Linked DNA regions of Homo sapiens: region 1 is linked to region 2. Evidence: chromatin loops called from intact Hi-C (ENCODE). Cell type or tissue: heart left ventricle. All regions are shown on one strand. Each heading gives the region's core, and the rest is flanking DNA. Links, peaks and the distances in the headings are about the cores only. Region 1 overlaps TMEM132C (transmembrane protein 132C). Region 2 overlaps TMEM132C (transmembrane protein 132C).

Region 1 (9,904 bases), core at 1-8,000, 110 kb before region 2:
TACTAAAAATACAAAAATTAGCTGGGCGTGGTGGCGGGGGCCTCTAATCCCAGCTACTCGGGAGACTGAGGCATGAGAATTGCTTGAATCTGGGAGTTGGAGGTTGCAGTGAGCCAAGATCATGCCACTGCACTCCAGCCTGGGTGACAGAGTAAGACTTGGTCTCAAAATAATAATAATATAATAATAATAATAATAATAATAATAATAATAATAATAAAATGAAATGAAGAGAAATGGGATCATTCACATAAAAAAATTAGGATTTCCACAATGTGTACATATATCAAATCATCATATTGTACTCTGTAACTGTATATACATTTTATCTGTCCATTATAAAAAAGATTTTATTTCTAGTTTGCTAGAAGTTGCATATAGAATTTTATCAAATGCTCTTTTGCATCTACTGAGATGATCAAATAAGTTTTCTCCTTCATTATGAAAAGCAAATTAGGATTTCCAACTTCTCTCAAAAGTGTCGAGAGTCTGCCAATCTTGGGTGTAATTTCTTTTATGGCTACCTTGTGCCAAAGCTGAGCAGGGGTGTCCTCCTCTGGAGAATGTGTTTATTCAGGTCCTCTCTTCCTCTGCTCACTCGCCTGACCCTTCCCTTAAGCAGTTGAGTTTTGCTTCAACCTCTTCTTCGTTCATCTCACTGTTCACAGTTAGCTTAATCACCAGGGTGGCTACAGTCATGCAGAGAAGAGCTCAGCACTCTCAATTATATTAGTAGTTAACACCTCCATGAGCAGAGGTTAAAACAAAGCCTTTGGATGTATTAGATATTTCATACATCCATAGTCATAAAAAGCAAGGTTAATAAAAATGTGTCTTTGGTATATTAATTGAAGTGAAGGAAAGTATTACTGAATTAATGGAATAAATGGAACATCTGATCGATAGAACATTTTTACAGCCATCTACTTTGTTTAAAAGCCAGGCTTATTAAAGTGTAATTTGCACACAATAAAATTCACCTCTTTGAGTGTATAGTTCTAAGTTTCGACAAATGCACACAGTCACGTAAACATCACTAGGATTGCGGTATAGAACGTGCCCATTACTCTCCAAAATTTCTATTTGCCTTTGTAGCCCCCTCCTTCCTCTACCTCCAGTCCTGGCAACCACTGATTAGTTATTTGTCTCTAGAGTTTTACCTTTTTCAAAATGTCATAAAAACAGGATCATGCAGTATGCAGCTTTTGGATCTGCTTTCTTCTACTTAGCAGGATGCATTTGATAGTCACCTATGTATCAATAGTTTGTTCCTTTTCAATGCTGAATGGCATTCCATTGAATGAACGCACCACAGTTTATTTCATACTGAAAAGACCTTAAAATTATGCAAGTTTTGGGTAATTATGAAAAATGTTGCTATAAATATTCACCAACAATCTTCATGCAAACATATATTTTCATTTCTCCTGAGTAACTAGCTAGGATTGGGATTGCTAGGTTGTATGCAGACTGTATATATAACTTCATAAAATACTGCAAACTCTTTTTAAACATAGTTTTAGCAGTTTGCATCCCCATCAGCCATGTCTAATAGTTGGTTTGTATCTTCAGCAGCATTTGATATTATCCATTTTGTTTTGATTTTGTTTAGTCATTCTGATAGGTGTATAATAGGCATTTCTTTGAGGTTTTAATTTTTGCCCTCATGACTAATAATGTTGAATAATATTTCTTGTGCTTAATTGCTGTCCTTATATTGTCTTTGGTGAAATATCTTTTTCAAATATTGTACCCATTTTTTATTGATTATTTTCCTGTTACGATTTTTGAGAGTGCTTTATATATTCTGAATGCAAGTCCTTTGTCAGATAAGTGTTTTAAGATAGTTTCTCTGAGTATGTGTCTTTGGAAGAGCAGAGGTGTTACATTTTAATGATGTTTAGTTTATTAATATTTTCTTTTAGTTATTGGTTTTTTGGTGTCACATCTAAGGAAGCTGTGCCTTACCCAAGGCCACAATGATTCCCTAAATGTGTATAGTGTTGTTCAGGTCTTCTATATTCCTACTGATCTGTTTGTTCTGTCACTTATTGAGAGAAGAGTATTGAGGTCTCCAACTATGTTATGGTTTTGTCTGTTTTTTATTTTAGCTCTGACAGCTTTCGTTTCATGTATTTTGAACACTGTCTTAGGTACATACTTAGGATTTTTTTGTTGTTGTTCAATCAATCCACCTTTATGTAATGCCTTTCTTTATTCTTAGAAATATTTCTTGTTCTAAAATCTATTTTATCTGATATTAATATAGCCACCTCAGCTTTCTTTTGATTGGTATTTTTATGGTAATATCTTTTTCATCTTTTTACTTTTAACTTATGTCTCTATATGTAATGTTGGTTGTTTATAGGCAGCATATAGTTGGGTTTCACTTGTTTATCCAATCTGATAATCTCTGTCTTTTAAGTGTAATGTTTAGACCACTTATATTTAATGTAATTATTCATCTATTTGTATTAAGATCTACTATTTTGCTCATTGTTTTATTTATGTTCCATCTGCTCTTTATTCTTCTTTCCCTACCAGCTTTTATATTGAGTATTTTCTATGGTTCCATTTTATCTCCACTATTGGCTTATTATTTATACTTCTTTTTAAATTTTAGTCATTGCTCTATGGCTTACAAAATACAATTTTAATTAATCATTACTTGCATTCAAATTATGTTACGGTGCTTTGTATGCTATATAAGAAATTTACAACAGTATATTCCTTACACTGTTTTCCTCTACTATGTTTTCAAGTACATGCACTCACGTACCCTAGGTGTGACTGGGAGAATTGTCATTTAAAAATTATCTTTATGTCTATTAAAGAAGAATAAAAATTGTATTAATGGTGTTGCTTTTGTTTCTAAATGGGTACTTCTGATGTTCTTAAAACCAGTTTCTCTTCAAGATGTTATTCTCCTACCTGTGCACTGAGCTCCCTTGTTTTATATGCCTTTAGGAACTTAGAAGTTGCTGCATTCAAGGAGAAAGCAAATGTGAAATACAACCCATCTGGAGTCTAAATCAGCAAAATTTCCAAGACAATGGATTCCAGTTATTCTCCCAGAGAGACTGATTTCTTGTCTTCCACAATGTGTACGCATTTTTTCTTCCTGATTAAGGATGTTCTTAATAATGTGTTAGGAATGTTGAGTTTACACTTGCATATGGCTGGAATCCTAAAGTAACCCAAAGACTTAATATAGAAGACCATGTCTTTTCTATGTATAACATTTTTTTCTTTCTTCTCTCAATACCCTTCATCTTGCCAGCAACATGGTGAGTTATCACTTATGGACTAATTAGGAAGGTTCAGTATCATAGAAACAACAGCTTAAGTTTGAGCTTCTGTTCCACCAGTTCCTGGATGAATTGGTCAGAAGTCTTTGGTTGTTAGCAACAGAAACATCTTAATACCTTAATTGCTTATTACTAAGTTATAAGAGATTGGAAGCTCTTGACTCCAGAGAAAGCTAAAGGACGAGGTTTCCTATGAGCAGGAAGCTGCCAGGTGCTGGGTTCCTGTAGCTATAATTGTCTGGCTTCTTTAGGGTACCGCAGTTGGAAAACAGGAACCATTTTACTTATTTTTGTCTCAGTGCTCATGTTTTAGATTCCAGGGTGAAAGAAGCCTATACCTTGGCTAAACTTTTCACCTGGGGAATTTTGAAAATACCAATCCCCAGGCCTTATCCCAAACCAATGGAATCAGGCTCTTTGGTAGGGATGGAGTAGGGGTGGGTGTGGAGGCAGGGCTGATCAGTTTTACTGTTTAAAAGCTCTTCAGGTGATTCTAACTCTCAGGGATGCACACAGATTGTGTAGGCCCATCTCTATCTAGAAAGGTATAAGACAGCCTCATTAATAGTTCCATCATTTTGTATCCAAGGGGAAAGGATTTTCCTCCCAGAGAAAAACTGAAGAGCTGTTACTAAAAGAAGGTGTGATGGATGCTGGATGAAAAATCAACCAATGTTCATTCCACTGGCCCTAAGACCTAGTGTATGTAGTGAAAAAATAAAGGACAGCTTTTCTGAGCCTCAGTTTTGTTTTATAAGTCAGGGTTCCCCAACCCTCTGGTCATGGTTTGGTACTGGTCCGTGGCCTATTAGGAACTAGGCTGCAGAGCAGGAGGTGAGTGATGGATAAGCGAGCAATGCTTCCTCTGAATTTATAGCTGCTCCCCATCCCTCACATTACTGCCTGAGCTCTGCCTCCTGTAAGATCAGCGGTAGCATTAGATTCTCATAGAAGCTAGAATCCTATCATGAACTGTGCATGCGAGGGGCCTAGGTTGCATGCTCCTTATGAGAATCTAATGCCTGATGATCTGTCACTGTCCACCACTAGCCCCCAAGATGGGATGGTCTAGTTGCAGGAAGACAAGCTTAGGGCTCCCACTGAATCTACATTATGGTGAGTTATATAATATTTTATTATATAGTACAGTGTAATAATAATAGAGATAAAATGCACAATAAATGTAATGTGCTTGAATGATGCTGAAACAATCCCCCCACCCCCTGGTCCGATGTAAAATTGTCTTCCACAAAACTGGTCCCTTTTGCCAAAAAGGTTGGGGACCACTGTGCTAAGAAGGGATAATATCTATTTTATAGGATGGTTGACAATATTTAATGCAAAAGTGGACTAGAGATACTTAGCACGCTTTATGAATTTCCAAGGGCAGTTGTAACAAACATGGAAGCTTAATGTAACAAAAATTGGTCCTCTCACAATTCTGGGGCCAAAAGTCCAAAATCATATGTTGTCAGGGCCATGCACTGTGCTGAGCCCCCAGGGGAGGATCCTTCCTTGCCTTTTCCAGCTTCTCTTGGCTCCTGGTGCTCTTGGCTTGTGGCAGCATCACAGCAATCTTTGCCTCCGTCTTCACATGGCCTCCCATTCTAAATGATCCTTACCTGTCTGTCTTATAAGGATACCGGTCATTGGATTTATAACCCACTGTAATCCAGGATGATCTCATTTCAAGATCCTTAATGACATCTGAAAAGAGATTTTTTTCTTAAGCAAGGACATATTCACAGGTTCTAAGTGGACATTCGCTTTTGAGGCCATGCAAACTATTGCATGCGGTAAGACTTGGCATATAGTAAAGTTCAATAAATCAGGGCCATCATTATTTGTATTATTAAAGCCATGGAGAAGAAGAATCCACAGTACAATACAATGGAAACCTTACATAGATATTTTTTAAAAATAACTGAGAATAATTTAAAACACAAAGCAAAGAAAACAGAACTGTGCATTCAACAATATCGGGGAATAGGAAAACTGGTCAAGTGTGAGGTGTTTGTTTATTGTAGACCTAAACAGAGAGCCAAAGGTTTATATTCTGAGACATCCCTTGACCACTTCATGCTTAACTACAGCTTAGGCATAATTCCATCTGGCTTAGTGTTAGGATATTCTTGACACGATCTTAAGCTTCCCTTCTCCTTCTGAGTTCTCAGAGTCATGAAAACCATCCAGAGCAGGCCCCATTTCTCTCTTAGGTTAATTTTTTCTCCCAACTCTGCAGTTGACTTTTTTCATCCTTCTTGCTCAATTGGTCCCTCTGGCCCCATAATTATGTTTACTTTTGCTGTGTTTCCTCACTGTCTCTGCGGACCCAGATGCTGTAGAAATGTGGATCAAATGCTGGCCACTTTGGCACGCGGTATTCTACTAGCAAGTCTTTGAGGCAACAAGGGATTCTTATATTCCCAAAATAAAGGAACTTGAAGAAAACTGCCTCCTGCCTCAACACACACATGTGTGCATGCATGTGCGTGCATGCACACACACACACACACACACAATTCTAGGCTAGTTTCTGGTCTTATCATTGAGTTACAGCTTAGTGATGATTTTAAGACAAAACAAACAAACAAAAAAGAAAAAGCTCTTACTTATGCCCTAAACAAGGTATTCCTGAAAATGTGATTTTTGTCTCCACTGGAAACAATGAGGTTGGGTTTGACACACTGAAGCAGTTTTCCCTGTTTGATGGAAATGTTTTTTGAATATGCACCAAATTATTCAGTTTCTTATTCACGATTCCTCTAGTTACAAATGCCAAAACTCCCAGCTTAAGCAAACCATACCAAAGTCAAAAGAAGGAAAAAAATAATTTGTTCAGTAACTGCAAAGTCCAGATAGACTTCAGGCACAGCTGGATCCAGGGGTCAAGTGATGTCATTGGACAGTTTCTGTTTCTCCCAATCTCTTGGCTGCTCTGTCCTCTTTGCTGTCTTCATTTTGGAGAGGCCATCATTATCAACAGCACCTCCAGGCTTATATTCTGTCCACACAGCATACTCAACTAAAAGAAAGTGACTTCTCACACGGTTGTAGAAAAAGTTGCAGGGGCAGATTTTTGGCACTCACTACAGCCTTTCGCCCACTTACTGCGGACTTAAGGGAATGGGGTTTTCTGATGATGCAGATCTTGGGCACAGGAATTCTGGGAGCCTGGGGGTGAGGTCACTTCCACCCACACCACTAAGATAGAAGGTGTGATGATGCCCAAACACAGGTGGAGCTGTTTCAGAAGATGGGGAATGACTGCCCAGCAGGCAAAACCCTATTCATCAACCAAATGAGCAAAATGAAGGGAATCAAAAGCCACTGGATGGCCACTTCTCACGGGTGTGCTCCACATTGTGGGGGCAGCCCACATGGGAGGTCAGCTCGTTTCTCCTGCCTATGCACAAACAACAAAGTCCAGGACATCTCAAATTAGGAAGGTGGCCTTCTTTATCTCTCATCACATCTCTACCTCTGGGTGGCTTTTCCTCTTTTCTGCTTGTCTTGACCTTCATTCATTCTTCTCTCATTGATATCCAGCCATCCAACATCCCTCCAATAAGAGATGGGCACTGCAATAGTAGCATCTTCTATCACTGACCTCCTCTTGCAGATAAGGAGACCTTACTTTCAACCTCAGGTGCTCACCCCCAGGACTGTGGGATCCCTGGGCTGAGTTGCTAAAGCCTGCCAGTTTCTCATGCCGCAGCTGTATACGGTGACCCTAAAAGGCTTGCCCCTCTGGCATCCTGATTTAGGAGAACAAAAATCTCAGGGGAAGTCTATGTTTCGGGGCATTTGTTCTGCTCCGGCTTTGTTCCCTCTTTCCTGCCTCCTAAATGGCAATAGGTTCTTATCTTCAATTTTTGTAAACCTTTTGGGTCACGACACAGCCCCGGGTTACCATTTTCTTTATTTTCCACTGTTTAATTGTAAGCAATGAATTGACTGAGAGAGCAGACTTTTCTCATTTGCCTTCAAACTCAGTGTTTTCATCTGTCGTGTTCATATCCTATTAACTAAATGACGTTTCCTAGCTGGGATCTCTCACTGCCTTCTCCTGGTCAGTTGTCTCCCTGGCCATGTCCTGGCCCTTGACCCCAGCCTGTCTCCCTGCGGCACCGATGCCATGGAGGTGACAGCTGGCAGTGGTTTGACTGTGTGGTTGCCTGTTAGTTCTGGGTGGGAAGGGGTCCCCTCTACCATTCACAGAGGCAAGAAGCCTACAAACATCAGCTTTTTACTAAACCCCGGTGGTCAGGGTGTCCATGATGACTAAGTTTTTGTCTTAACTTGTGTGGGCCACGGTTCCCAGATATTTGTGCAGACTTGATTCTATACGTGTATGTGTGTGTGTGTGTGTGTGTGTGTGTGTGTGTGTGTTTGGGTGAGATTAACAAATTGGTGGATTTTGATAAAACAGGTTACTCTGCATAATGTGGGTAGCCTCATCCAATGAGTTGAAGGCCTGCAGAGATCAAAAGGCTGACCACCCCTAGAAGACAAGAAGGAATTCTGCCAGTCGACAGCATTTGGACGTGAACTGCAACATTAGGTCTTCCTTGGGTCTCCAGCCTGCCAGCCCACCCTACAGATTTTGGACTTGCCAGACTCCATAATTGCATGAGCCAATACCTTAAAATAAGTTTCTCTCCTTATATACTCACTCTATTGGTTCTATTTCCCAGGAGAACCCTGAGTAATAGAGGGTCCTGGAAGATCTAGTCCCAGGCAAAGGGAATTTTGTTTTCTCTCTCACATATCTCACCTGTCTATTCTCCAAGCACACTCATTATCTCCATTCCTTGAAGATAATGGATTCCCAGAACTGGCCACATAAAAGGAATATACTTCAGAGACAGAATTGGTGCTGTCATTTTTTTTATTATTATTAAATCACTGCTAATCCTCTAGAGACAGTGCTTCCTTACTTTGTTCATTAGCCCGACGGGAAGATCTAAATGTCCACCATCCTCAGCAAACACCAGCTGCATGTTTAAGCCCTTCTTGACTAGTGGTCAGATCATGTCCTCTGCCCCAAATTCTCTAGTGTCTCCCATCACATTCAGAGGTAATACCACAGTCTGTGCGGTGATCTACAAGGCGCTCTGTAATCTCTGACCCCGTAGCATCCTTCTGACCTCATTTTCAACCCCACACTCTGCTCCAGTCCCATGGGCCTGCTTGCTGGGCTCACCACCCCAGATAGGCTCCCACCGCAGGGCCTTTGCACATGCCTACTGTGGGGTAACTTCTAGATACCCTCATGACGCACTTTCAGCTTCTCAGATCTGTGTGCCAAGGGCACCTCCTCATGGAAGTCTCCCTATGCACATTGTCTGTTGTTCTCCATTCCTGCCCTTTCTGTGCCCTGTCCCTATTTTGTCCTTTCTCTTTGCACTTATCACCTCCTGATAAACTATAACTTTGACTTATTTAACTGTCTTCCCATTCCCTAGAATTAAAGCTCCATGAGAACAGAAATTTCAGCCTATTGTTTCATGGTTGTATTTATCTATTTTGCTGATGGCTCTAGTACCTCTGGTACTCTGGTGAGGCCCCGAATGCTTGATAAATGAATGAACGGACAAGTGAATAAATGACTTCAGTCTGTCTTCGGCTTCTCATATTATCTGTCCTTCATTCTGAGCCAGTCTCTTGAATCTTGATAGCCCAAGATTCATGCTGCCTGCTACATACATGAAAATGGGGAGGTAAGTTTTATATGCCAGAAATCTCTGAAGGCCACCATTTTATTAAAGGTCTCTAGCTGAGAATGGAGCCTGTCTTCATCTCTTCTCTCCGTCAGTCGCTCCAGGGAAGTGCCCCCGTCAATTTGAGGTGAGAGTGCTCAGAAGAGGAGTGTGATACACAAATTCACATGCTGGCCAGGGGCAACATTTTCAAGTCGCCGACTTTATTTCTGAGTTGTCCTACCCTCCCTTGTATCCATCTGCCTCTTACTTTCAGGTGAGATATAGGAGGGGCTCCTTCCTTGTAGACAAGAGATTCTCAAAACTGACTACATTAAAGGACTAAACTTCAAACACAGACCAGAATTCTATCATAAATAGTGAAAAGCATCCTAATATCCTTATATAAGGAAAACATGCTTAAATTCAGTTAACTTAATAGCGTAATCACTAGAATAATGGGGACGGACTACTAATGAGTATAAGGTATCTTTTGAGTGGATGGAAAGATATTATAATGAGGCATCAGATGTGACTTGATCTGGGTATTCAATTATAACATTAGAATTTGTTTAAAAAGTGATTTACTCGGCCTGTTATACTGTTGGCTTCCTTATTAGGTTCTAATTTGTGGCTCTTGGAAGTTCCAAGTTTACATGCTTGAGGGGTCAAATATCTCTCTCTCAATAATCCCAGCAAAAGTCATACTGTGTTTCATTGGCTCTGTTTGTTTCATATGCCAGTTTCTGAACCATTCAACCCAGTCAATAGAAAACAATGTGCTCTAATTATCCAGGCCAGGGAGCTGTGGGAGGAGTTCATATGGGCTAGAAGTGGGATGCAGAGAAAAATGTGGGTGTTGTTACCCACATTTGAGACCAGAAAAAGAACGAT
Region 2 (12,300 bases), core at 2,037-10,036:
GACAACCCCGCAAAGGGGAAACCGTCTCGGATACACTCTGCCCTCTCACCTCCTTCTCTTTGTCCCGTTGAAGACCCTTCGCAACACTCCTCCCCCAGGGATGTCCATTTTTGGTTTTGTTATTCGCTTTTTTTTTTTTTTAGGTACACAAATAATACATTCATACTTTAATGGCGAAGCTGATTCCCCATGGCTCAGCCACCCACTGCCGCTCTGTAATATTTCAGCCTCTCCTTAGGCGAAAGAAGCCATTGTTCTGAGCTTGGCACGAGCTCCCGGACCCTTCACGTATTGTGTACATACAGCTTTGTGCTCACAGAAAAATGCATTTTTTTCCCTGAGTTTTAAAAAGTTATATAAATGCTATCATACTGACGTACTGCACAGACTGCCACTGTAGGAATATTATTTCCTTTGTGATAAAAACACAAGGTATTTTTAAGATCCCAGACATCAAAGATCGAGATAGCGCTGACTGATAGAACTTCTGCAATAATGGGAATGTCCCCTGAGCACTTGAACCATGGCGAGTGTGACCAAAGAACTGAATTTTTAATTTTAGTTAATTTTAATATCAATAACCACATGTGGCTAATGGCTCAGTGTTGGATGGTAGCACAGCTCTAGGTCGTTCTTTTTATTGTTTTTTTATGATGGGAAATTTTCAAACATCTATAAAAAGAGAGGATCCTATTCCTATGCACCCAACCTCCAGCTTTAATAATAATGATTCAGTAATAAGAATGTCACCATTCTTGTTTCTAGAGTCTTCCTTTCAACTCTCCGTGGTATTCTTTTACATAAATAAATACATGTTTTAACCTTTCTCCTATTGACAGAAGAACAGATATTCTAATTTTCTGCTAAAACACATAAAAGAGTGATCCTCTTGGTCTATGTTTCTGAGTGTTATGTGGTATGTATATCTGAGTATGTATGTGTATCTGAGTATGTGTGTGTTTGTGCTGTGTGTACCATATATGTATCTGTGTATGTGTGCATATTTGTGTGTGTGAATCTGTGTATGTGGGTGTGTGTGTATGTATGTGTGTGTGTACAGGTCTGTCTCTGTGTCTGTATGTATCTGTGAGTGCGTCTGTGTATCTGTGTGTATGCATGTCTGTGTGTGTGCACGTGAGCATCTGTATGTATGTGTATGAGTCTGTATGCATGTGCATCTGTGTGTACATGTGTATACATGTGTGTGTATGCAGTTGTTTAGGTGTGTGCCTGTATGTGTGTGCACCTGTGCATGTGTGTCAGTGTGTGCGCATGTGCACCCCTGTGTACATGTGTGTATGAGCATATACACATGTCTGTGTATTTGTGCTCTGTGTATATACGTGCATGTCTGTGTATTCCTCTAGGGCAGGAACTTAGAAGTGGGCAAGGGGTGGATGCATTTTCAGCTTTCGCAATGGCCAACCGCCCGTTGGCCAATTCACTTCCACAAGCAGTGAAATCAACTTCACGTGGAAACACGCTCCGGGTGCTAAGGAGCTCGCAGCCGTGCTGAGTCGACCTGTCCTCAGGGACGGATGCTTGAGCCGTTTCCCATGGTGCTCAGGCTCTGGCATCCGACTGGGAATCCCTGGGTGTCCCGGGATTCAGGGCAAGATAAAGCAGGTCAGATTAATGACACAAAGCCCCCCTGTTGTCCTAATCATCTTATCATTCCTAAGTTCAAACGGAATTTCTCTCTCCGCCCCCAGGGGGTTTCTATTTCCCCTTCCCCAGTCCTTGTCTTTGTAGGGCAGGGGACCATCGGTGTTTCTGGAGCTTGCTTGAATGAGTTTTTCCAGGCGAGTACTTTCCCATAAAGACACCATTAATGCAGTAAGGAATCAGAAGCCCAGGGAGGGAAAAGGCTAAGCCATTTTGCTTACTTAACGGCTTGCAAAGTTCTGCTCTGCTTCCAGGAATCCTCGTAGTGTAGCCACTCTCTTACTGAGCAGTCCTTCCATATCAGGATAGTTATGGATTATCTACATAACGACGCTTTTTAAACTGTTAAGAGAACTGCATCTGTTTAGCTGGCCTACTGTGGCCCTATGGCTAATGCCAAAGGGTGCGTTTTAGCTAAGCTGCAGAGTTTAAAAACAAAACAAAAACAAACAGCTCCACTACCACCAAAGAAACCCAAACAAACAAACAAACAAATCCTACAAAACAAAAAGAGGTGGTCAGGTTCCAGAAAAGGGGACAAGGGAAGAGTCAGGTGGGCAACCCGTCGTCAATCATTAGAGGAGCTGAAGTCTGACCTTCTCCTTCTTGACAGACAAAGGAGACAATTTAGAGAGTAAAGTGGATCAAATAAGTCACTGGTTTGGGAGGTGGTGAGCATGGGCCACAGGATGGGAAAAGATCTGGGGGCGCACCCTCCCTGCAGAAGAAACCGTGGGTTGTAGGAGCTCCCAGGGCAGGGGCTCTGGAGGGGTGGCTCCTCCAGCAGTTGTGCCATCCCCAGCCTCGATGACAACGGCAGGCAGGGTTGTACCATTTGGTTTCTATCAGATGAAGAAGGGTCAAGAGGTTTTAAGAACCCCATTTAGGGGAGGGATCTTTGTTTTCATGTTCAAGGTCTGGCAGCAAAGTTTCCAGGATTCAAAGCAAAGCAAGCCCGTGATGGTGGGTCGGATGGCTCTTTTATGGCCTTTGGTGAGGCCACTGTGTTGGGGACTCCATTCCTAGGCTCCACTAAAGCTTCTGGAAGTCAGAGGGTTGGATCAGTCTTGTTCAGTTCTGATTTTTACATGTATTTCTAGAAACTTTTTGTTCCACTTCATCAGGCCTCATGCAGTGAGTGAATATTCTGTCCGCTCCAAATCCACCTCCCACAGTGGGGCACTAAAGGCTGGCTTAGTGAGGGGACTTTACCTTCTACTTTCAAGTAAGTATCCACCAACCCTCCCTTCAAAGATGCGCACACTGAGACATAATGAGCCTCATGCCAAATGCCATGTAAATAGAGTCCCTGCAAAGGCCTCTGCCACGCAGGACGTGGTCCTCTCCGGGCTCCTAAAGCCTTCACGGCCACCTGTGATCTTCACATTCACGTCTGTCAAAGTCCAGCCTCCTGTCTTGGTGTTCGTCCCTTTGTCTCAAAATATTCGAGAACTTTATGGGATGTCATACCCCTTTGCAGATTCGGATGGCAACAGCGTGATGAGAAGAGCTCGGCTTTGGAATTTACATGGGTCTGTGTTGAAATCCTGTGTGACTGGAGACTTGGTTATGGTCTCAGCCTCCCTCTTCCCATCTGTGGAATGGAGGCAAGGAGACCTGCTGCATAGGATCATTGCAAATATTTGAGACATAATCGCCGAGTCCTCGCACAGAGCCTGATAGGATCATTGCAAATATTTGAGACATAATCGCCGAGTCCTCGCACAGAGCCTGATAGGATCATTGTAAAGATTTAAGACATAAACGCCGAGTCCTCGCACAGAGCCTGATAGGATCATTGCAAAGATTCGAGACATAAACGCCGAGTCCTCGCACAGAGCCTGATAGGATCATTGCAAAGATTCGAGACATAAACGTCAAGTCCTCGCACAGAGCCTGATACATGGCACATGATGATCACATTTCCTTTTGCCCCTAAAATGTTTCCGTTTTCAACTGATGTGAGGGCCGCTATAAGAGACCTGAGCCCGTGGGCTTTGTCTGCAGTATGTATAAAATCATGACTCTGCTTTATACAGGATACGTTAAAGATCCATTTTAGCATCCTTTAAGTCATTGGAGGAGAACAGGGAGTAAGGAAATGAGAAACCATCTCTGAAGTTAAAAAGTTAAAGAGGAAATGTCAGAAATTCAATTTGGGTATAAGTCCTTAACTGAACCTCTGTTGCATAAAACACAACCCATCAAAAATAACTAGGGAAGGACATTTGATCTGCGGCTCTGATTTGCCGCAGCCGCAAGTGAGAGTCATACACCAGTGACGTGGGTGCTGTCTGCTCCATGAGTTGCTGGTGGACAGGGCTTGTATCTCCCAAGCCGGCTGCCTACTCTGAACTTGGGGTGAAGGCTACCTCTTGATCACAGTGCTCCCACAGAGAGCTGGGCTATGGCCCCTGGAACAGCCCCTCACGAAGTATTTGGTTCTCGCTGGCTCAAAGGGGTTGCTGGTAGGACCCCCTCACACTTAGACCTAGAAGACACGCATAATGAGGCTGTGTGTTATTCGGAATTTTATGGGCAGAAAGTGCCTCCCCATCAGAACTCTGAAAGCCACTCCTTAGCCAGATGTGTTTTCATCAGAGGTGGCCTTTTATTCATTTGCTCCTGCCCACGTACCCCTCTCAGAATGTTCATTTATGACCCATCCAGCAGACCTGACAGGTGGGCCTCTGAAAGTGGCACCGTTTCTCTCTTTCGCCAACATTTAACCCTCTATTTTCTAGACTGATGGAAGGGCCAACGCTTGCCTTTGAACCACAGGGGAGACACCCTGATTTTCCCCCTCCAGGGGCACAGGCACAGAGGTGGCTGTCCCTGCAGAAACTTCCCTCCACATTTTCCCTTTCCGTTGGGCTTCCCCAAATCCTCATCCCTCCTTCCACAAACCCAGACCCTGCCTGGTCTCATGGTTGTGGAGAATTAACTCAGGGGCAAGAAGGCTGGATAAGGAGATAAGTGAGGAAATAAGAGAAATAAAAATAGAAATGCCACAGCAGGGATCTCGTGGCAGTACCCACTCTGGGCTGGGATTGTTCTACACGTGTGACAGGCGTTAAGTCCTCCCATCTTCTTGATAACACTGTGAAGTAGGTTTCATTCTTATCCCCCATCTTTTAGATGAGGACATTGAGGCAGAGAAAGGGGACACATTTGCTTTACATTCGCTCTGCTAGATCAGGTCCTGATGCGTAGTAGATGCTCAGTATTTGTTGAGTGAATGAAGATGTGATTGATAAAACTGGAAATGGGAACAGTGTGGTGGCTCACACCTGTGATCCCAGTACCTTGGGAGGCTGAGGCGGGAGAATCCCTTGAAGCCAGGAGTTTGAGACCAACCCGGGCAACGTAGTGAGACCCACATCTCTACAAAAAATAAAAATACATTAAAAAATTAACCAGACATGGTTGATGCACATCTGTGGTCCCTGCTACTTGGGAAGCTAAAGCAGAAGGATTGCTTGAGCCTAGGAGTTCGAGGCTGCAGTGAGCCGTGAATGTACCACTGTACTGCAGCCTGGGTAACAGAGCAAGACTCTGCCTCAAAAAAAAAAAAAAAAAAAAAGAAACTAAAAACTGGGAATGGGAATGCAGTGGGTTGTGCTGTGCAAAGCTCTCAGCAAAGCCCCAATTCGGGAACCCGCAGGACAAGTAAGCATGTGTGCATGCTGTCCTGAGCTGAGCCTTACCTCTAGCAGGGATGCTGGCGTGGAGGTTGCCCCAGATCTGGGGCTTCTGCACCAGGAGGTGTGGATGCCTCTGGTTGGCTGTCCACCTGGAGCACCAGGCTTGGGAAACCTGTGCCTGGGAGGGAACCGCACACCCAGTGCTTTGCCCTGCAAGGCTTTGAGTAACTGAGTTCCATTGTAGACTCCTCCGGCAATTCTAAGGAACCAAATTGTTCTCAATTCATTATGATGAAAAACAAAAATCAGCTGGGCACGGTGGCTCACACCTGTAATCCTAGCACTTTGGGAGGCCGAGGCGGGTGGATCACGAGGTCAGGAGTTCAAGACCAGCCTGGCTGACACGATGAAACCCCGTCTCTGCTAAAAATACAAAAATTAGCTGGGCATGGTGGTGGGGGCCTGTAATCTCAGCTACTGTGGAGGCCGAGGCAGGAGAATCACTTGAACCCAGGAGGCAGAGGTTGCAGTGCAGAGATCACACCATTGCACTCCAGCCTGGGCAACAGAGTGAGAATCTGTCTAAAAAGAAAGACAAAAATCACGGAGGCAATTTTTGTGTGTGGAGACGTGGGTGTTTGTGCAGGCCAGCTGCCCGTGCAGGCGGGAGTCGCCCTGCCTGGCTCCAGGAACCCCAGACCCAGCTTGCTCCTGGGCAGCCGTGCCCGGCCGTCACCTGTGCCCTTCCCCGCCCTCTGGTGGCAGAGCTTAGAAATGTCCACTGGCTCCTTGGCCGGCAGGTTCCTGTATGGGTCTGACTTAGTCCCAAGAGGCCAGGGCTTCTATTTCACCCAGGGGATCCCTCCACTTCCAAGAGCCCGAGCCCAGGAAAAGCGTCTGGGCCAGTGGCTTCCTCTTCTGGGATCCGTGGTGTCAGTGTGGAGAGAGGAAGAGGCTTTTCTTGGGCTGGCGTGGCCAACCCAGAGAATACAGGGCCAGGCAGGGCTGGAATGCCAGGGCGGCCAGGTGGGGCCTCTGGTGATCCGAAGACCCAAGGGACGGCCCCTCCCTGACTCCAGCCGATGGCTGCCAGGCAGCGAATCCAGCCTGCTGTTGCCCCAAATCTTAACTTTTCTAAAGAAACTAAGAATCTCAGTTTTTATGTGCTGTCTCTAATTTTAAAGAAGTGGCATCTTCCCTCCCTCTCTTCTTCCCCTTGTCTCTTCTCTCTTCCCTCTCTCCCTGCCTCTCTGTCATTCTTTTAACTGCTGTGTGTGCAATAAACTGTCTGAGGGCCAGTGAGGCCCCCTGGGCCTAGAGTTTGAGACTGCTTCCCTGGAGAAGGTGTCGCTGAGTCTGAGCTCCGCAGCCTCTGACCAGCTTGGACCAGCACTGGGCTGGGAGCATGTGTTCCGGGTGAGAGAGGGCCCCGCAGGCCCTGCCATCACCTTGCTGTGGGGGCCACCCCAAAGAGGTACAATCATCCTCCAAGGAGGCTTGGGCCGTGTGCTCTGTGCAGCTGACGCCGGCTGGCTTCACTCCTTCCCTCCACTTCCGGGCGCTGATTTTGTGTTGTTTATTTCGGTTGCCCTAGTTTTGATGCAATAACGGGGAGGATCTTGTTTCCACTTCTTAACAGAGTGTTGGTTTCACACGTAGCTTGAGGAAAACAGTGGCAGCTGGCTAAACACATACCAGATACTGAATTCACAGGAGGCTGCTCCAAAAGAAGTCTGTGCGGGCAACAGAAGACCGTGACAGTTTGTATTTTGCCAGACTCTGTGGCTACCTTCACACCCTGCAAGAGTCCCCCTGGGAGAGACAAAGACCAGAGACCCTGGCGAGATGCAGAAATGAGTCCGGGGTACCCAGGGGGTTGGCAGCCTGAGCTCCAAGCGGTGCTAACTCCTTTACTTTGTTCCTACTTCATTCATTCATTCATTCATTCCATACTTAGTAAGCACGCCCAAATTCCAGATACTGATCTGGGCACTGGGGACAAACAAGATAAAGTCCCTCTTTCCTGGGCTGCCCAGTCTAGTAGGAAAAGAGAGACACTAAGCAAAGAAAACAGCAAAAAACAAAGATCATTTTGGAGATAGCAGGAGGAGCCATGAAGACAGTGCAGTGGAGGTGGATGGGGACAGACGGGGACAGATAGGGATGGGGTGAGAGCTGCTTCCGCTGGGACGGTCAGGAAGTAGGCTTCTGTCAGAGCACATCATCTTTCTCCAGAGAGCTCAACACCACCCAACACCGCATGCCTGCATTCTGTTTTCTCCCACCAGAACATAGGTACCATGCTAGCAGGAACTCTGCTTTATTCACAGCCACCCAGAACAGAGCCTGGCACATAGTAGGTGCTCAGCCAATGTGTTGATCATGGAGGGAGCACTTGCATCATGAAAAGCCTCCATGAGGATTTGGGGAAGAGCATCCAAGAAGAGGACATGGCCAGCCCTGTGCCTCTGAGTTGGCATAAACATTCCATGCTGGTCTATGTGGCCAAAGGCAGGGGCACACTGAGTAGGGGGCATTGGATGAATCCAGGTAGACACAGGCCAATTAAGGCCCAGCCCTCACCGCATTAAGAAGCTTAGATTTTATTCAAAGAGAAGCTGCTGAAGGGTTAAGTTTTCTTTTCTGTTTTGTATTGTTTCATTGTGTTTTGTGTGTGGCAAGGTCTTGTTCTGTCACCCATGCTGACGTGCAGTGGCGCAATCATAGCTCACTAAAGCATTGAATTCCTGGGCTCAAGCAATCTTCCCACCCCAGTCTCCTGAGTATCTGGGCTACTGGCATGCCCCACCATGCCAAGCTAATTTTTTCACGGAGATGGGGTCTTGCTCTTTTGCCCAGGCTGATCTCAAATGCATGGGCTCAAGTGATCCTCCCACTCCAGCCTCCCAAAGCGCTGGGATTACAGGTGTGAGCCACCACACCCGGCAGGTTATTCGTTTTCTGGGCTACTGTAATGGAGCGCCACAACTTTCTTGGCTTAAAAATATTAAGAATTGATTACCTTATAGTTCTGGAGGCCAGAAGCCCACCATGGGCCTCAGCGGGCAGAAAGCAAGGTGCTGGCAGGGCTATGTTCCTCCTGGCAGCTCCGGAGGCAAATGCGTTTCCCTGCTTTTTCCAGCTTCTAGAGGTGCCCATGTACCTTGGCTCCTGGCCCCTTCCCTATTCTGCAGAGCTGGCAGCTGTGGGTGGGTCCTGCTCACTTTGCATCCCTGCAGCCTCCTCTGCCACCTCCCTCCTCCACCTCTAAGAACCCCAGGTTACATGGGGAGCACCCAGTCACTCTGGATGATCCTCCTGGCTTACTATCAGCCGACTGGCCACCTGCCTCCACCTGTAGCCGCACCTCCGCCTCCCTCTCCCTGCAAACTTACGTATGCACAAGCTCCACGGATTAGGATGAGGCCCTCTCTAGGAGAGGGGACATTATTCTGTCTACAGGGTTTTAGTTCAGACAGGGACAGAATCTGATTTCTGATGTATAAAGATCCCTCTGTGCTGAATGGGGAAATGGGTCACAGCCTGGGAAGAGCGAAGCCGGGAGCCCAAGAAAAGGCTGTGGCGCTGTCCAGGTGATCTGCACAGGTGGCCTGGACTGAGTGGTGGCCATGGAGAGAAGATACATGGTTGCTTTTAGACACAGGCAGATACAGGGTTGCTTTTAGAATCAGATCATCTTCTAGCTTCCCAGGCTTTTATGTTGAAGCTGTAATTTGAAGAGTTGTGTGCTGTCCTCTTGGTGCATTTTATCAGCTTCCAGTGAGTGGAGGCTGATGCCTTAACGCTGCGGTTCTCAAAGTGGGGTTCCTGGGCCAGCAACATCAGAACTGCCCTGAGAAGTTCTTTGGAAATGCAAATTCTCAAGCCACTCTAATGGAGGGACTCCTGCAGTCACCCTCCCTCCAAGTGGTGGCCATACAGTATGCCACAGTTTGAGAACCACTACGGTAGGATTGGTGCTAACACTTAAATCCTAACTCCACTCTGGCGGCTGGCCAGCAGGATGGCCTTGGAGGAGTGGCCTGAAGGCCAGGAGACCCTTTCTCATCATTTTTCCGACAACTTACTCAGCATCCTTTGCAGGAGTTGAGGGCAGACCTCATGTGAGAGGCTCACTGTGGTGGGATGGAAGAGGCGTCCCTGACTCCCTCCTTTGCACGTGTATGTTAAGTGGGCACATGTATTCCCCTCAGGAAAGGTACCTTCAATATCCATCAGCTTTCCCCGAGGACCCCAGAGCCCAGCAAAAGATTAAGTAGCCCTGGTCTGTGTGCTAGACACGGTGAGGGAACCATCCTAGTTAGCATTTAACGAACACTTTCTGCATATTGGATTCTGTTTTAATTGTTTTATATGCATTGACATAGTTCATCCTTATGAACTATCCATCATGAACCAGCCTTAGGAGGTAGGTATTGTTAGTATCATTGTCCCCATTCCACAGATAGGAAAACTAAGGCACGAAGAATGAACCTCCTTGCTTTAGGTCACACAGATGCCAAGTGGCAGAAACAGGATTCACAAACCTTCAGAGCCTGTGCATTTTGTCCCCACACAGACTTTAGACCAGGGGTCTGGCAAACTAGAACCCTTGGGCCAAACCCCTGCCGTCTGCTTTTATATGGCCTTCGAACTAAGAATAGTCTTTATATTTTTTAATGGTTTCATTTTAAATGGTTACATAAATACTTACATAGCATCCTCAATTTTGCCTCTTGTCATAAAATACCTACTATCCACTGATATCTATGACCTGAACCTCTAATTAAAATTTGCAGTCTCCCCCACCCTCTGCTCTCTCTGTCTCTGTCTCTCTCTCTTTCTCTCTCTCTCTCTCTCTCTCTCTCTCTCTCTCAGAGATGTGTGGATGCAACACAGACCCTTTTCTCTATGGAGACAGGGAGCTCCGTGCTTTGAGATACCCTGGTGGGGATTTCAATAAGCCTCTGCAGCAGCTCCTGGGGGGAGGTGGGTTGTCACTGCCACTTCATTCATCAAGAAAGGCTTGAACCGGTGGAGCCACTTGCCCAGGCAGCCGAGTTTACAAGTGAGGAACTGCACCTTCATCGTGCCTGATGCAAAAGCATATTCCTCCTTCTCAACTGCCTGCCTGGTTTGAAAGAGCTTATATTCCAGTTTCTCAAATAACATTTGAGTGTGAGAGAGCCTGACCCCAGAACGTCATGGAGGAGCACAGTGTGGTTTGAAAGAGCTTCTATTCCAGTTTCTCAAATAAGATTTGAGTGTGAGAGAGCCTGACCCCAGAACGTCATGAAGGAGCAAAGTGTGTAGTCCAGGTGAAGGATGGGGAGGAGACACAGGGAGAAGGAAGGGCCAGTGTTGGCCAAGGGTATCAAAGAAGACTTCCTGGAGGAGGTGGGGTAGCAAAGACAGGCAAACAGGTGATATTCAAACTTTCTTATACAAAAGGATATTATTTCAGGGGTATCCAATCTTTTGGCTTCCCTGGGCCACACTGGAAGAAGAAGAATTGTCTTGGGCCACACATAAAATACACTAACACTAATGATAGCTGATGAGCTAAAAAAAAAAAAAAAAATCACAAAAACATGTCTTAATGTTTTTAAAATGTTTACAAATTTGTCTTGGGCTGCATTCAAAGCCATCCTGGGCCACCTGCGGCCTGCAGGCCGTGGGTTGGAGAAGCTTGATTGATACGTTTCTCTAGCTAAAAGCTGCATGATGGTCTCTAACCTGAGGCATAGATGTATCAAGGTGCACAAACAGTGCGAATCTGCTAGTTACAGAAACCTAAAAATGGGTGGTTCAAACAAAGTTGGGATATTTTTCTTGCAGAACAAAAAGTCCTGAGAGATGCCTATCATGGCATGCAACTTGTCCTAAGCATCATTGCTTTAAAATAGTGCTTTATTGACCCCTACTTGTTCTAGGAAATGACGATCCACAGTCAACCTATAACACTGAACAATCTTCCTCTTTTGAAATATCCTGAAATTGCCCCCCTTGCTCACTTGCAGCTAATCCAGGGCCGTCAAATGTACATGAAGACCAATTGGAAAGTCTCTCCCCACTTTCAGAATTCCCAACTTCATGGGACCCTTGCCAGTCAGACACGTCTCAGGATTTCCTCTTTTACTCTATAAAATAGACTCTCCTTCCTAGAACTCTTGAATCCTTGCTGAAAGGAAATGACAGACAACAGGCTTCACCACCACAAGCTCATGAATTAACAGCCCTTGTTTATTTTGCTGCAGAATCAATTTTGTCTTTGATAGCACCGTGTTTGGCAGGAGGTTATATTCCAATTTCAGTGTTTGGCATATATTAACATAAATATATGTGCGTCCAACATCTCTTAGCTTTCTTCTGTGACAGGAAGGGGTTGCTAGATGCTGGGCTGAAGGAAAGGAGTTTTGTGTTTGGCAGCCTAGGCTGGCATGATGCTTCGAGGTGCCAAGGGGGACCCAGTTCCTGCTGTTATTCCATTCAGTTATCCTCAGCATGAGCTTCTTGCCTCATGGTCACAAAAAGGCTGCTCCATCTCCAGCATCAGATCAGCATTGCAATCAGGCAAAAAAGAAAGGGCGAATGGGCAAAGGTACCTGATGATGACTCAGCCGTGCTCCTTTTAAGGTGCTATCCTTGAAGCTCCACCCAACAACTCCCTTTTGTAGCTCCCGGCCTGGATATTGGCACACAGCCATCTTTAAGTGCATGCGAGGCTGAGATACACACTTCTTTAAAGACGGTGTATTAGTCCGTTTTCACACTGCTGATAAAGGCACACCCAAGACTGGGTAATTTACAAAAGAAAGCAGTTTAAGGCACTCACAGTTCCATGAGGCTGGGGAGGCCTCACAATCGTGGGGGAAGGTGAAAGGCGTGTCTTACATGGCGGCAGACAAAAGAAGAGAGCTTGTGCAAGGAAACTCCACTTTTAAAAACCATCAGATCTCATGAGACTTACTACCATGAGAACACCACAGGA

The links. Hi-C counts contacts between places; a loop is a spot of excess contacts. Peaks named below come from ENCODE experiments on the same cell type or tissue, not always from the same donor. Only the 100,000 strongest peaks of a DNase experiment are listed, where the experiment ranks them.
Region 1: it touches region 2 in a loop (2.1-fold over the local background); 25 of 110 quality-filtered maps call a loop at or near these places.

The regions. Positions count from the first base shown.
Region 1 is chr12:128,271,088-128,280,991 of GRCh38, forward strand. The region is part of intron 1 of TMEM132C (transmembrane protein 132C); the gene reads left to right. Among named protein-coding and RNA genes, the nearest start is that of TMEM132C, 8.9 kb to the left of the region's middle. In heart left ventricle, for the core only: no CTCF peak of the experiment used is centred there; no DNase peak of the experiment used is centred there; H3K27me3 peaks cover 928 bases.
Region 2 is chr12:128,381,914-128,394,213 of GRCh38, forward strand. All of the region lies in intron 1 of TMEM132C (transmembrane protein 132C), which reads left to right. Among named protein-coding and RNA genes, the nearest start is that of MIR3612, 94 kb to the left of the region's middle. RefSeq lists enhancers at 1-121, 969-1,940, 1,941-2,911. In heart left ventricle, for the core only: a CTCF peak has its summit at 6,077 (motif pointing left); a DNase peak (open chromatin) is centred at 6,038; H3K27ac peaks cover 469 bases; H3K27me3 peaks cover 4,762 bases.